2 separate regions of the Mus musculus genome follow, and region 1 is linked to region 2. A link is a loop called in an ENCODE intact Hi-C map of the cell type or tissue named here. Cell type or tissue: heart. All regions are shown on one strand. Links, peaks and the distances in the headings refer to the core of each region. The heading gives the core; the rest is flanking DNA.

Region 1 (5,374 bases), core at 325-5,324, 340 kb after region 2:
TAGATAGATGATCTAGCTTCATTCCTCTGTACATATAGAGCCTTACTTATATATATATTGTTTGGTTAGAGCAGGAGAAATGGAGAAGCTCAAGAGAAAGCCTGGCAAAACCTGGCAGAAAGCAACAAAACAAAAGTATAGAACCTTGTGCTTATTGTGTTTAGTCAGGCATTGAGGCATGCACCTGTAATCCCAGTACTCGAGAAGAAGAAACAGGAGGCCCAAGGCCAGCTTGGCCTATGTAATGAAACATGGTCTCAACATCAACAACCAAGTGGGAGCTGGAGAAGATTGTCTACTGCTCTGTCTGAGGACTCACATGGCTCCAGCCTCCTGTGCATCCAGCGCCAGCCACAGGATCTGACACTCTTCTCTGCCCACACACTTATCTCACTCACTCTCTCACATACACACAGAAAGAGAGAGAGAGAGAGAGATTGAATAAAGGTAAAACAAACTAAACAAACCCAAACAATAAGATCCCCCCCCCCCCCCCCCCCCGCAAACAAAACAGAAAACACCTTCATGGCAGGTCTCAGAACAACGGAGTGCAGGATAAACAAAGATACTGGTCTAACACAAGCATGCATTAACAGTGGAAAATCCAGCAGCCGAGATGGTCCTTCCCCGAGGGAGAAAAAAAAGAAGAGAGTCACTCCTCCTGCTGGAGGCCCTGCCTCCCACTGCCTTCAGTCTTGCTGTGAACTCTTTATTGAGTATTCTAAATTGGACTCTTGGTGCGCTCCCTACATTACAAACACTTGAAAACATGCTCTACAGTATTCAAGCCATCCTCCGAAAAAAGCAGAGTCAGTATTTAAAGGAGAGGGTCTAGGAATTTACATTTTCGGAAATTCCCAGGCATTCTGGAGGAGTTAGGTTCCAGACCCATCAGACCTTCGGGTTTCCATTTCTTTGTTTGTTGCTGTACTAGGTGTTAAGTCCACGGCTTCCAGTATGCTAGGCTAGGACTCTGCTATGGAGCGACATTGCTCCAATCTCCACCAAACCTTCCTACTCAGGGAGCTCACACAGCTGCTCAAAGGAGTGGGAAAGGCAGAAGGCATCTTTCTTTTCTTTTCCTTCCTTCCTTTTTTTTTCTTTTTCTTTTTGAAAAGGGTTTCCCTGCATAGCCTTGGCTGTCCTATAAATCACTCTGTAGAGCAGGCTGGCTTTGAACTCACAAAGATCCACTGCCACAGGCCAGGGCTTAGAATGCATGTTTTTCTAGTGTTCTTGACTGAAATGCAAGGTATTCTTCTGTAGAAGCATGCTTTCTCATGGTGCTCATATACTGTAGAGAGTTTGAAAGCAAGTCTTCGAGTAAGCAATATATAATTGAACTGGTAAGAAAACTCAAGTCTCAAACTGAATCCTAAGCTGACTTACAAAATGAAAGGCACGGTTACCTTTAATTTCTTATCCCCAGCCTTGTGATGTTTGAAAAGCTGAGGCTTTCACAGCAGGGTGGTCTGCCCTGATGCCTGACCCAAGCCCCACACTAGTAATCCATTTCTCTCCTTTGCCTTGAGAGAAAGGTGTTGCCTCCACCCTCTTTTCTTTAATTTCTTCCAATTCCTTCTGTCTTTCTCTCATTCTGTGTAACGGTTCTTTACTAGATACAGGGACATTCCTCTAAAACATCTTCATCTCTTCCTCCTCCTTTTATAACTATTTTATAACTAGGATCATCCGCCCATAACTTAGAGGTGGAGAAGACAGGGCTTAAGCAGTTTCAGCAATTTGCTTCAGGGCACCTTGTGAAGTCCTCACGCACCATCTCATTCCTTTGGTGTGAAACACCAATTCCTTTACCTCCACAGCCCTTTGTATCTTTCCTCAGTTGCCACAGATTTGGCCCTTGCTCCTAAATTCCTTCTTGAATTTAGGTTGGTGTACAGCTAGCCATTACTTAACTTCTATTTATGACTGACCCACTACCTCTGTGGGTCTCAGAATGCTGTATGCAGCTGAATTTCTGGGTATTTCATCATTTCATCAGATGACTCCGAGGCCCCAGGTCCCCACCCAGTCTTTTTTTTTGGGGGGGGGGAGGGGGTTCGAGACAGAGTTTCTTTGTGTAGCCCTGTCCTGGAACTCACTCTGTAGACCAGGCTGGTCTTGAACTCAGAAATCCGCCTGCCTCTGCCTCCCAAGTGCTGGGATCAAAGGTGTGTGCCACCACTGCCCGGCCCACCCAGTCTTTTATTACCAGTTTTGCTTGTGGAATGTGCCAGAAAAAAAATACATACTGTTTGTTACTAAAATGGTTTGTGGAGTCTCCTGTGACCCTGGCTTTCTTTGTCTGACAGACACCCTTTCATAATTGGCCATCAAAGACTGAGAAGTTGATCTAAAAGAAGTCATTTTAATCCAGTTATTAAAAATAGCCTTGGGGGCTGGAGAGATGGCTCAGCGGTTAAGAGCACTGACTGCTCTTCTGAAGGTCCTGAGTTCAAATCCCAGAAACCACATGGTGGCTCACAATTATCTGTGGTGAGATCGGATGCCCTCTTCTGGTCTGTCTGAAGATAGCTACAGTGTACTTACATATAATAAGTAAATAAATCTTTAAAAGAAAAAGACGTTTATTTAAAAAAAAATAGCCTTGGTAGTAGGTTATAAAAGATGGTTTAGCAACTAAGATTACTTGTTAGAGGACCTGGGTTTAAATCCAAGCACCCATATTGTAGCTCACAATAGGTTGTAAATACAGTTTCAGGGGGTCCACTTCTTCTGACCTTGCTGGGCTCCCGCACACATGCGGTACACATATTGGCACTCAGGCACACACACACACACACACACACACACACACACACACACACACAAACACAAACACACTATAAAATAAAGAAAAAATAGTTCTCTTGGGCCTGTAGAGATGACTTAGCAGTTAAGAGAACTGGACACTCTTCCAGAACTACATTTGACTCACAGCACCCACTTAGAGCTCACAACTTTCCATAACTCCAGTTCCAGGGATCCAGGCACACACCTGGCGAACAGACATACATGAACGGAAGACAGCCTTCTGACTGCTTTATTCCTTTCTCTCTCAATTCTGTACAAACACTAGTCTGATTATTTCACGTAAGTGGAATCATAAAATAAACGGTCCTCTATGATTAGTTCCTTTCATTTAGCATTTTGCTTTCAAGGTTCGCCTTGCTTTGCTATGCTAATGGAAATCACAGATATCTAGTACCCCACCGTTTCTTTTGGACCTGACAGTAGCAATGTTTATCCTTTGAAGCAATACTACATTCCCCCCCCCCCAAAAGAGACTGTTTTACATCCCCACCTGAATTGTAAAGGAGTTCCAATTTCCCCATAGCCCAGTCAACATTTTATTCTCCTTATTACAGTCATTCTATATTATATTGTGATTGTATTTATTAACTGTCCGTTGTCACTGGAAAAGCAAAAATGTTCAATTGCTAGGGATTGGAAACAAGACTGGACAAAAAGACTTAGGTTCAAGTGTGAGTCCTTTATTCATAATACAAAGAGAAGATTGATACCATGATCTCTAAACTCCCTCAAAGAAGCTTGTATGAGAGTCTCTTCTTCCTCTACCCTCATATCTCACTAAAACCGGTGGCAGTGTGACCCCGAGAGAAGTCTTGCTCAGCAGGGCTTGCTCTTTAGTTCTCCCTCTTAGATACTACACTATTTCTGCCTCTGACTTGGGCAATAACCCACAGAAGGCGCAGAGTTTCGTTTGCCCACATCTCTCCTGGGCTGAGAAGTGGGCGTTACTGCTTTCTAGAACAAGGACGTCGAGGATGGAGGAAACTACAACCCCCAAGAGTCCACGCGGTGCTGGCAAGAGCCGTTTCTCTACGGCCGACAGCACAGCGCCCTCTCCGGTGTGTTATTGTTAAAACTTAGCGGTGAGTCATCTGCGCGCATGCACACTCACGTCCCAACTAGTTTAGCCTCTATCCTTCCTGCAGGCGCTTTTCCGGTGCGGCTGACGTAGGCTTTTCCCCGCCCCCAGAGTCTGGAGAGGGTGGGGCTCTGGGCACGCGCATTCACAGATTTTTTTTTTTATGAGGGAGGGGACAAAGCTTTGGGTGTGGAAGGGAAAGTAAAGGACTGCGGGGCGCATGCGTCCTGACAGCACTGCGGGCCTCGGTTACTTACGGGCGGCGGGGCGGAAGTGGCTCCTGGACTGACGCACGCGCATTGGCTGCTAGTGCCCATCCTCCGGAAGTGGGTTGGCCGCCTTGCGACAGGGCCCCGCCCCGCCCCGCCCCCTGCTCCCCGCCCCCTACTCTCTTAGGTGGCGCCGGCTTGCGGCTAGTGTGGCGGCGGTGTTGGTTTTGGAAGCCAGAGCGGGCACATTCCCTGGACAGGCGGCAGGGCTATGGTCGCTGGCTCCCAAAGGCCCGCTCCGCTTCGCAGCCCGATCCTGAGCGCAAGCCTGAGCGTTCTCTTCAGCCAAGTCCCCCGGCGCGTTCGGCTGCTCCCCGGGCGCGCCCCCTCCGATGGCGGCGGAGATCCAGCCCCAGCCACTGACCCGCAAGCCGATCCTGCTGCAGCGGGTCGAGGGGTCGCAGGAGGTGGTCAACATGGCGGTGATTGTACCTAAAGAAGAGGGTGTCATCAGCGTCTCGGAGGACAGGTACTGACTGCTTGTCCCCGTGCCGCGCGGAGGTCCGGCCCTGGCTTGGTGGGAGGGTAGACCGCACCTACTGGTTCAGTTCCCAGCGCGGTGGCCTTGGCCTCAGCAACTGGTCCCTGGCGGAGTCCGAGTGGCCCTTGGGTTAACAGTGCAGGAGACACCAGACCTGGTCCAGTTTTGGGGATGGGAAGGGCAGAGGGAGAAGCCGCCCAGCTTTGCAGGTGTTTTAGCTTAAAGGACCCTCCATGCACCGGGATGATTTGGAGGCGCTGCTAGTTGGTCCATTGTTTGGTTACCCAAACGAGAAAGGGAACGTATTTTCTTTCTTCTATACGGTTCACCGAATCTGTGTATCTCCAGGACATCTTTCACCGAACCCAAGGACTTATTAAATTGTGAAGAGAGTAACTTTGGGCTTCTGCGTGTGGCGCCTTCCTTTCCTAAAAGTTTATGTCTTGGAGCTCAAGGGGAAGTGACTGGAAGTTGCAAGGGATCACTTTTGCAGACAACTGCTTGAGTTCCTTCCCTTTGCCTACTTCCTTTCCAAGATTGCTTAATTAGCAGAAGTAGCTCTGGTTCTGCCTTCAGGATTCCCCTTTTGCGCTGTGTTTTTGATTTCCAGAGGAATGCCGCTTGAATATAGGGGATAGGGTAAGATATCTGAAATTACTATTTGGGTAATATCTACAAGCATTTTAAAATCAGTTGTAGCGTGGCAGAGGTATGTAACTGTCTGGGTTCTTA
Region 2 (5,374 bases), core at 191-5,190:
GAAACCCTGACTCAGAGAAACTACAACATGTGAAATATTCCTCTTAGAAGCATCCTGAAGGATTATCACTATCAAGAAAGTTTCAGAAGTTGTTCCTTCATGAGAAATCACCAGATACAAGGCTGTCAAGAGAGTGGGGCATTGGAACAGACAATGGTAGGCATGCGAGCCTGGCATCCACTCCCACCATGTGACAAAGCTCAGCTCTGAATCCAGAGCTACAAGAAATGGACAGGTGTGCCACACTAGAACCAGCTCCACCCACAGGGGAATGTTTGTCTTCTTTTATTTGTTAGAAAGGCCAAAAACTGTCCTGGGGATTCAAGTAGGCAGGTCTAGGGCCCAGAGGCCACAGACTTACCAAGGAAGCTGTAGAATGCTTCCACATTGTGGAAGACATTTAAATAAAAATAAGATAATTTTAGATGTGGTTGGACATGACCTTGAGAAAAATCAGACTCCATGTTGTGAAGGTAAGAAGAGTGGGGGGTGAGGCACAGCCATGCCCACGCACTGTGAGATATAGAATATATTGGAATAATTGTGAACATAGTTTGGAAACATCTATTAAGATCCCCAAATTTATGCCATGGCTTTGACCTACCATTTCTACTCCTAAACCTCCTGCCTAAAAACAGTCATGGCCACAGAGTTCTTTCAGACCAGAATTAGCTAAATGAACAACGTTTAAACAATGGAACATGGAAGAGTTGTTAAAACGATGCTGTAGAATAACAGATGACACCAAAGTCTCATGTAGCCCAAGCTGGCCTTGAACTCTTGATCCTGCTTCCACTTCCTAAGTGTTAGGATTACAAATGTGAGCCATCATGCCAAGCTAGAAAACAAAAAAAGTATCATCTTTAATTCATACACACTGAGGTAGGTAGATTGGCAAAGCAAGCAGGTAGCATAGCATCTCCCTAGATTCGTTGAAAACTTTCGCTCTTGTGCTTCCTAATCGCTTCTTCATAAATCACCAGCAGATGCAAGGTCCTGGCACCTCGTGGGTCTTTATTCTGATCACTTAACCTCATGTGACGCCAACCCCACAGGAAAGCTTATTTACGGAGGAAAGAGAGAAAGACAGCAAGCCTTAGAAAGGGGTCTGTTCTGCATATGGCCGTGTCTCCTTGGCTAACCAGTTCTCTCTGGCCTTTTCTGGACACCCTGACACAAAGAAAGTACTCCAAACTTGTGGGCCGAGTGAACAGTTGGCCATGTGAATGTTCAGCTGGCCCACAGGCTGTGTCCCCCACCATCCAGTCTATCCCAGAACTCCCTTGACCACACGGCCCTGCTGCCTTGCATGGTTTGAGTCTGGTTTTGGAATGAGAACGTGCCCGAGCATTGGAAACAGGATGTGAGGAGAGGTGGTTGTCATTGGTGGTGTTATGACAACTACGGCAGACATTCTCAGAGCTCTTCTGACTTCTTGGCACTCACCAGGGTTGGTGAGACATTTCCTCATGTCTCCTGAGAATTGAAACAGTCCCCCACAGAGCTTCAAGAACCAGTTAGGGCTTCAGTTTGATCTAGGTTTTGGGAGGTTTGTGTTTGTTTGTTTTTTTGTTTTGTTCTGTTTTTTTGTTTGTTCGTTTGCTTTTTTAACTTTCTAACACTTCTCATTTCTATGATTCCTAACTCCTACGGTGTGACTCTGTGCCCTCAAAATAAACCACCTGGCTTTCATCTGGGGTTGTCCTTTATCTTTCCAGGGGTTCAATATGACTTTTCCATTTAGTAGGTCTCCAAAGAAACATGCAGTGAAAACCCACGTAAACACTGCTCACTTTCCTCCTGAGTTTTGCCTGGGAAAGGGACCTGGGGAGACTGTTCCAATGCTCAGAGTGTCTGCCACAAGCCTGCCCACCAGTGACCATCTCTCCATGGGTACTAGTGCCCATCTCATTAATGACAAGTAAGGAACGGGTGTGCCCAGAAGCAACAAGTCTCTCAAGATCACAAGACTGGCAAACATGCCAGGCACCTGTGTAACCCCGACATGTAATTATGTCGCCTCCCTCTTAAGTCCCCAGCTCCCGGGGTGCCTCTTACAGAAAGACTTGCTCTTTATTTGCTCTCGAGGGGCCTAGGGAAACCATCAAACCGCTGCTTCATTTAAGTACAAACGCCTGGCTGAGGTATGTTTCCTGCAGCATGGATCGCACCTGCTAAGCATATATATTTCAATACTTAAACCCTTCTACTGCCTTTAAGCAGAGAATGGCTGGCCAGTTCAATACAATAACTCAGAGAGCTGAGGGGGAGAAGCCTCACAGCTCATTTACAGTGCTGGGGGAATTAAGGAGTTATGGGAAGAGAATATTGAAAAATGTCAAGGCTCAGCAGGATTCCCACTGCTCATGCATAACTGCTCTGGTCACCTCCGCTAGCTGCCAGCATCCAGTCATACCCTGTGTCTGTACAGGTCTATACAGTTCTCAGGCTTATCCGCTATCAACCAACAAATATTCACTGTGGGATAGTCTCTGCTCGTCGCGGTCCTGGACTCGCTTGGGAGTTTCCTGGTTCCATCTGTCTGTCCTCTTCGTATGTAGTTAAAGCAGTAAAACCACAAGAACTGAGCTTTTGCCTAGTGGCCGCTGATATCCTTTAATACTGCATGTGTGTTTCCTGTCTGTCACCAGAGGGCAGCTCTCCCACGCTCACCTTTGCTCTGGAACTGAGTAGACAGCAGGAACAATGCAGCCACTGTCCTCAAGGGGATGCTGTGCGCGGCTTACGGCAAGGAAACTTGCTTGAATTAATGGATTCTAGTTTCATGTCCGTGCCCAAATACCTCTGCATGGATGCGTGGACCTACAAGATTGCCGTTCTCATCTAAATGTTGTGAATCGTTTAATAAACACCTGCCGTAGAACAGAGACTGTGCCACTTCTATAGTCTCCCTTTAATGAGGAATTGTGGGCCTTGAGCGTCTTACATGAAATGGCCTGAAGGATATTTGTCTTAACACTTAATAAGATAAGCATTTCCCTCTGATCCTGCTGACACCACCTAATTGGCTTAAAAAGTGTCGTTACTATTAATAATAACATTAAAAATGATTACATCCAGATAAAATTCTAGTTTTCATGTTGTGTGTGTTGGGGAGTATATGTTGTGTACACAGGTATTTGCATTTGGGTGCATACATGAGGCACAGAAGGACAAACAATTCTTTCTTCTATTGCTCTCCACCTTGTTCTCTTGAGACAAGAGTTCTTACTGAACTTAAAGCTTGCTATTTTGACTTTGCTGGCTGACCAGCCAGTTCCCAGTTCCTGACATCTTGCCTGCTGTGGCTTTGAATTTGGGTCCCCAGGGTTGCATGCAAGTTCCCCCAGATGCTAAGCTTTTCCCTAGCTTCCCAAACTATTTCGATGAGCTGGGATGATAAAAGGATTCAAAAGAGTATATTATAATTTTTTTCCTTGGTGTTGAAGTATTCTAGAATTGAGATACAAATTTAAAAATCATTATTTCTCCATCCATATGTTAACATTTCTGCACCAAGAGTTCTGTGGTGCTGTTTTGGGAGAACAATGCTCGAAAATAGAAGGTGCTGTGCACAGAGCGAGCCTGCCAACAGGTCCAAAGCAGGGACTTCTGCCCAGGAATGGAGGAAGTCATTTCTAGCTCTATTTGACTGACAAAGGCCTGTGCCAGGCCCGATTAGTTTGATAAATGGAAACTTCAGTACTGAACAGATGTCTGATCAACGTTTAACGCTGCTTGGGATTGGAAGTGGGACAGGCCTGCAAAGAAGTTATGATGTCATGTCTGGAAGGTGTGATGTCAGGAAGTAACTAGCACTGGTGTGAGTCACTTATTAACCCATTCATGCCTGGCAGTAGCAAGAAGCTATGGGAAGGAAGCTGACTCACAGAAAGGCTGTGTGTCTTGTTTGGAGCCTCCCATCTGGATTGGGGCTGATTGTAACTGGTGTGTGTGGGGAGCTGGGGAGCCTGTTTGTTGATTGACTTTCATACGCTCCTGCTTCCTTATGTGTACGAATCATAAGTATCACAATGTCACATGTAAAACGCCTGCACGGTGCCAGGCATTCACTAATTCCTTGTATTCTTCTTGTCCGGCCTGATTATTTTACCCAGGAGGGAACAAAGAGCCAAAATGGTAGGGAACTGTCTAAGATCTCAGCGCTAGTTCAAGTGAGGATGGGGTACCAGCAGAACCCAGTCGAATTTGGAAGTGAGTGACGCTTCCAACCTAAGTATTTTCCTCAGCAGCTAGCTGTGTAACCTTGAACGAATCAGGACATTTCCTTCTCAACAGTCTCCTCACAGGCCTTAGATGTGGAGCGATTTTGAGGTCTGCAATCAGTGGTATCATTATCACTAATAGAGTACCACTACCTAGTCCTTATTCCTGGGGAGCTTTAACAGTGTTCAGAGATGAGAGTAGGAGGAATCTTTATATGCCAAATATGGATGGTTCATACAGCCCAGACTTAAGGCTCATGATGTGACCTCAGGAATTCTGGGAGGGCCTTCTTGAGCCCTCTCTCTGCTAGAATCTTCCATGAGAATGCAAAGCTTCAGAAATGATCTGTCCATTATACTCCAACCCTATTGACACCACCAAAACCCCAGCAGAGAACCCCAGGGCCTGGTACCCACCATGAGCTTATTAAAACCCTCATTTTCATGAATCTGGTCACTTCCCTCAGAGCCTAATTGTAACCATGCTGCCAGAAATGGAGAGACATTTTATATTTTAAAGAGACAAGTACTAGTTACATTTCTCTTGCTGTGATAGAACATCATGTCCAAGACAACATATTAAGGAAAGTGTTTTATTGAGCCTATGGTTCCAGAAGGCTGTGGTGGTGGAATGAAGGCACAGGAACAGTTGAGAGCTGAGACCCCAGAAAGCAGAGGCAGACAGGGAAGTGGGAGTGGCTTTTGAAACCTAAAAGCCTGCACCCAATGACACACATCCTGCAACAAGGCCACACCTTCTAATCCTTCCCCAATAGCTCCACCAACTGGAAGCCAAAGTTATTCAGACATACGAGCCTTTGGGGGCTGTTCTCAGACACTGTCTCTCATCTGGCTACCAGACGTTGGATCAATGGGCCCCAAAGAAGAGGGAATTTCCCCAGAAATCTCATGGGGGAGAAGGATGAAGTGCCAGCCAAAGGGAGAACTTTTCCCCCTAAAAGGGATTTCACACATTACTAATAACCTGTCAGACTACCTGTAAGAATAAGATTAAAATCCATTTAATGATGGGTCATTGGTAGGAGTGACAACCCATTAGCCAGGATTTCTTAGATTGTTTACCCTTGGTCTGATAAGCCATCTTGCTTCTATATTAGGCTTAAAAGCCATCTTATAGTAAAGACAAA

The links. A loop is a pair of places that touch in the nucleus more often than their neighbours do. Peaks named below come from ENCODE experiments on the same cell type or tissue, not always from the same donor. Only the 100,000 strongest peaks of a DNase experiment are listed, where the experiment ranks them.
Region 1: a loop joins it to region 2, with 2.7 times the contacts of the local background. A loop is called at or near these places in 6 of 42 quality-filtered maps.

The regions. Positions count from the first base shown.
Region 1 is chr14:62,833,428-62,838,801 of GRCm38, forward strand. It overlaps Wdfy2 (WD repeat and FYVE domain containing 2), which reads left to right and starts at 4,263. Exons shown (of 12, transcript NM_175546.4): 1 at 4,263-4,630. The coding sequence starts at 4,494. It overlaps Gm26536 (predicted gene, 26536), which reads right to left and starts at 5,104. Exons shown (of 2, transcript NR_168886.1): 1 at 4,698-5,104; 2 at 3,474-4,593. Mir8098 (microRNA 8098) reads left to right here and starts at 4,294; the gene lies at 4,294-4,430. In heart, for the core only: CTCF peaks have their summits at 2,511 (motif pointing left), 3,863 and 4,078; DNase peaks (open chromatin) are centred at 4,044 and 5,044; H3K4me3 peaks cover 2,159 bases; H3K27ac peaks cover 1,857 bases.
Region 2 is chr14:62,489,980-62,495,353 of GRCm38, forward strand. No RefSeq gene overlaps it. Among named protein-coding and RNA genes, the nearest start is that of Gm4131, 12 kb to the left of the region's middle. In heart, for the core only: a CTCF peak has its summit at 2,687 (motif pointing right); a DNase peak (open chromatin) is centred at 2,692.